2 separate regions of the Homo sapiens genome follow, and region 1 is linked to region 2. The links are chromatin loops, found by intact Hi-C in ENCODE. Cell type or tissue: PC-9. All regions are shown on one strand.

The links. Peaks named below come from ENCODE experiments on the same cell type or tissue, not always from the same donor. Only the 100,000 strongest peaks of a DNase experiment are listed, where the experiment ranks them.
Region 1: it touches region 2 in a loop (4-fold over the local background); 5 of 110 quality-filtered maps call a loop at or near these places.

The regions. Positions count from the first base shown.
Region 1 is chr1:28,639,911-28,642,410 of GRCh38, forward strand. All of the region lies in intron 1 of TAF12 (TATA-box binding protein associated factor 12), which reads right to left. Among named protein-coding and RNA genes, the nearest start is that of TAF12, 1.9 kb to the right of the region's middle. In PC-9, a CTCF peak has its summit at 1,148; no DNase peak of the experiment used is centred here; H3K4me3 peaks cover 598 bases.
Region 2 is chr1:29,202,060-29,204,559 of GRCh38, forward strand. It overlaps MECR (mitochondrial trans-2-enoyl-CoA reductase), which reads right to left. Exons shown (of 10, transcript NM_016011.5): 5 at 1,072-1,174. Among named protein-coding and RNA genes, the nearest start is that of SRSF4, 21 kb to the left of the region's middle. RefSeq lists a silencer at 973-1,062. In PC-9, a CTCF peak has its summit at 1,000 (motif pointing left); a DNase peak (open chromatin) is centred at 912; H3K4me3 peaks cover 420 bases; H3K27ac peaks cover 695 bases.

The sequences.
Region 1 (2,500 bases), 560 kb before region 2:
GGCTCATTGAACCTCCACCTCCAGGATTCAAGTGATTCTCTCCCACCTCAGCCTCCAGAGTAGCTGGGACTACAGGCATGTGCCACCATGCCCAGCTAATTTTTGTATGTTTAGTAGAGACGGGGTTTTGCCATGTTGGCCAGGCGGGTCTCGAACTCCTGATCTCAGGTGACCCGCCCGCCTTGGCCTCCCAAAGTGCTGGGATTACAGGTGTGAGCCATCATGCCCAGTCCAAATTAGTCTTTCTTGGCCTCCTAAATCTAAAATTAAATGTCTTTCTACATTGCAAGGAAAAGCTCTACAAAGTTCCCGTTTTTCTATCTTGAATAATCTATGCTTCTGTGAAAACAGAATTTAGTTCTCAAATGCCACAATACATAAGTACCCTAATATGTTATAGTCCTTGACATTTAGAGGAGCCTTAAGAAGGAGGAGATGCTTTCATTCAATTATATGTTTTGTATAACGATTACTTCTATTTTGCTGATGGACAAACTGAGAGGAATCCACTTAGAAGAGTAGAAAAAAGTTTTAGAGGCACATGTAACTGGGGTTGGGTCACTGTGTGATTTCAGGCAAAGTAACCTCTCTAAACCTATTTCATTATCTGTACAACGGGACTGACAATATCTAACTTGTGGGGCTGTGATAATTAAATCATAGAATACTCGATAGTGCATAAGCTGTGCCTCGTTAGTCTGAGTAGGTTTCAGAAAAAGATATTAATATTGAAGGAAGTGACTGGTGCAAGTCTCCCCACCATCCTTATCCAAAAGCAGCCATCCCTAGTAAATGTTTGCACTAAAAATACAGGACACACTTATTTATGACTTTCCAAACAGCTTATTAAATAAATAAATAACACTGAGCTTTATTTAAAGGTTCCAGCCAGGTGCAGTGGCTCATGCCTATAAGAACATTTTGGGAGGCCAAGGCGGGAGAATCATTTGAGGCCAAGAATTCAACAGCAGCCTAGGCAACACAGCCAAACACTGTCTCTACAAAAAAACTTAAAAATTAGCTGGGTGTAGTGGCTCATACCTGCAGTCCCAGGAGGCTGAGGCAGGAGGAGTGCTTGAGCCCAAGAATATAGGTTGCAGTGAACTATGATTATGCCACTGCACTCCAATATGGGCAACAGAACAGGACCCTGTCTCAAAAACACAAAAATAAAAATAAAGGTTTCCTTACTATTAAGTGACATTTACTGTATTAATGTCAATACAGTAACAACACTCAAATTATCAGAAACTGTAAAAATTTCCAGTTTTTACTGGAAATAAAAACTGGGCCGGGCGCAGTGGCTCATTTCTATAATCCCAGCACTTCGGGAGGCTGAGGCGGGCGGATCACTTGAGATCAGGAGTTCGAAACACAGCCTGGCCAACATGGCAAAAACCTGTCTCTACTAAAAATACAAAAAGTAGCCGGGCATTGTGGCACACACCTGTAATTCCAGCTACTTGAGAGGCTGAGGCAGGAGAATCGTTTGAACTGGGGAAGCAGAGATTGCAGTGAGCCGAGATCGTGCCACTGCACTCCAGCCTGGGTGACTCTGTCTCAAAAAAACAAAACAAAACAAAACAAAAACAAAAACTGCAAGGGGGGTGAGGTGACTCATGCCTGTAATCCCAGCACTTTGGGAGGCCAAGGTGGGAGGATCACTTGAGCTTAGGAGTTTGAGACCAGCCTGGGCAATATAGTGAGACCCTGTTTCTACAAAAAATTTAAAAATTAGCAGGGCGTGGTGGCACACGCCCGTAGTTCCAGCTACTCAGGAGGTATAGGTGGGAAGACTGCTTGAGCCTAGGAGGTTGGAGGTGCACGGGGCCAAGACTGAGCCGCTGCACTTCAGACTGGGCGACAGAGAGAGAACCTGTCTCAAAAAAAAAAAAAAAAAAAAAATTCCCTCCTGAGTTTGAAGATAAAGCAAAGATTCTAGAAGCATTTAAGGAACATTAACCAAGCATCTCATTTGCTACGCACAGAAGGGTACTGTATTAAAATTATGATCTAACTAACCATTGCCTCACTGTAATCCTAAGCCTCTTTGAACCTTAGCCTTCTTAAATGTAAAATAGGAGTTTTTAAAAGATGATCTTTTGGGACTCTTCCATCACTGACATTCTTTTATTTGAGATGCAGAGATCTGTGCTCATTCAGGGTTGAGTGGAATGGGATTTAAAGCACTTATCAAGTACATAACTGAGTTCCAACTGTTTTCAACTTCACATCTGATTCCCAAGAATGAAGCAGAAAATGAAGATGTTTGCATATGGGCTTCCTAGATTGAGTATCTGACACAAGAAAAGCTTGCCAAGAGCCAAGTAGGCAGTGCGAAGGAGAAGTTGTCTTCCCCTGAATACGTCCTTTATCTCTCTGGGTTCAGGGAATACTGTGAAAAAATGGATCACTAAATCTTTTCCAAACCCTTTCCCTTTACTTTGTAGGCTGATCTCATATCCATGGTCCCTTAGATCCAAGGCTTTTAGGAGCTTGG
Region 2 (2,500 bases):
TAGGTCCCTGGTCACATCTGCCAGCTTTTTCCACCAAAGCCCCCCAGGACCTCTCTGCCACAGCTGGGAGAACCCGTGCTTCTTTTTGCAGGAAGCTGGGATTAGGTTTAAGCCAGGCTTGAGCAGGGACCAGCCACCTAATTTCATGCAGCTTCAATAGCTCTTGGCTGTCTCCTCACTGGCAACAGAGTGAGACTGGGTGGTTTTCACAGGCCCTGACAGCTCAATAGTGTTAGAAGCCATCTGTGCCCAGGGAGAAGTCACTTAACTTCCTGATTTCTTCTACTGAAAGGACAAACTCCACTTCCCCCCTCTTTTCAAGTGGTTCTTCAGAGTGTTGGACATACACAGTCTAGACCAGGAGTGGCTCTGGGTCTCTTTGGTTAAGGCAAATGGAATTATTTTTGCGAGTACAACTGAGGAACTGAAGCTGGTGTCGATTATACTAAGAGTGGGCTTCCATGACAGCCACAGCCACATTCATGGACAGTGAGGCCTAGAGAAACTGGACGATATGATGGAAAGAGAGTAAGTGAGGAAACCGAGTCTATTACTGACTTGCTGTGTCTTCCAGGGCAAGCTGCTCCCTGAAACTTCAGTTTCCTCATCTGTAAAAGACAGATGACAAACCTGCCCCTGTCTCCTTCACGTCTGTATTTAGCGCACTTCCAAGTACCACACAAAAGCAAGGGTAAAGGGGCCTTGGGTTAGACAGTTCACAGAAAGAATAATACAGCTCAAATCATTCCCAAATATCAACTGGGGTTTTGAAAACATGAGGTTATCACAAGCCAAGAGTCTCAGAAAGTCTTAGCTATTCAGTAAGGGCAGTCTCCACCTCCTTCCTGCCCTCTCTTTACATGTCAGATTCACTCATCCTATCGCCAAAAGCCAGCTGGACTTCATTTCTTAGGACTGACTCATCTGTTTCAGCCGCCAACTGTTAGCGATGCCTAAAGCCAGTTTATGCTTATGCAAGGGCGCCCTCTGGTGGACAACTGGGCACCGCAGGGATGGGAGGTGGGAAAGACCCAAGACATGGTCTGGGATGAAGCCTCCTTCCCCACGCACCTGTCTCGGACCACATTGATGGTTCTTAGGCCCAGGGCTGCGGCGATCTGGATGACTGCTTGCCCCACTCCGCTGTTGGATGCATTCTGGATGACAGAATCCCCTGTGGAGCCAGGAAGAGAACCAAATCAAGCCCTGTATAGATCTGCAATAGGTCAAAGGCTCCCAGCCGGGGATCCTTCTGTAGGCAAGGGAGTCCTCAGGCTCAACAGGGACCCAGGACCTGGCTGCTGAGTCTTCTCAGACCTTCCACTGTTTCTCACTGTTCTCCTAATGCCTCCTAAACTTCCACAACACTCACGATGCCTCCCAGGACTTGGCAACTCAGCATCTACACTGGATATAATTTAGACCCTGCCCTGCTATGTAAAATATTTTATAGCCTTCGTCATCCTCCCAACTTTTATGTCCTCAAGTCTTTACTTAGGTTATTTCCTTGGTTTGCAATGTTTCCCTCCTTCTCTCTTCCTTCCTATTGAAATCCTGTAGATCCTTTGAAGCGCAGCTCAAGTGCAGCCTTCATGAAGCCTTCCTGGATTGTTCCCTCTATGTGCTCCCACAGTGCTCTGTGGGCATCTGTATTAATGCACATACCACGGTCTGCCCCATCTTACACTTCATTGTATATAGGTCCATTTCTATCAACAGCTTGCAGCTTCTTGAGAGGGAAGGGTCATGCCCTATTCCTCTCTGCAGTGTTTAATAAAGGTGCACTGCCTTGAAATGGGATTACAGCTGCGCTGGAGAAACTGGCAGCCCCTGAAACAGGGTCCTACAGTTCTGTGGCAAAGCCCAGGTTTAGCTTTGGACCTGGCCATTGGGGAAGGCGGTGTGACATGCTGGGAAAAATGTGGGCTCTGGAATGAGACAGATCTGGGCATGAGTCTCAGTTTCACCAATGATTGTAACTAAACAGACAGGGCAAGTCATGACCTCTGTGAACTTCAGTTTCCTTCCCTTAAAATATAATCCCAGCTACTAGGGAGGCTGAGGCAGGAGAATCGCTTGAACCCGGGAGGTGGAGGTTGCAGTGAGCTGAGATCGCGCCACTGTACTCCAGCCTGGGTGACAGAGCGAGACTCCCTCTATTAAAAAAAAAAAGTGCCCCCGATTAGAGTCAAATGCATCGTGTCCGGGAAAGTGCTTTGTTGAATTTGAAATGCTATCTGGTTTTTGAGAGGCAGCAGGGATCTGTCACACAACGGGCTGAAACTAGAGATAGAGGACTTCCTGGAAGAAGAATGCCCACTCGTCTTCACCAGGGGTCAACGTACAGGTTGTCACCCACCAGTGGATTATGAATCAATCTAGTTGGTTGCAAGCACCTTTTTTTTTTAAAGTTAAAATTGAGAAGAGAATAAAAAATAACAGAGTATGTCACACATAGTAAGGGTATTTCACGAAACTTTGGTTTCCATTATATATATAT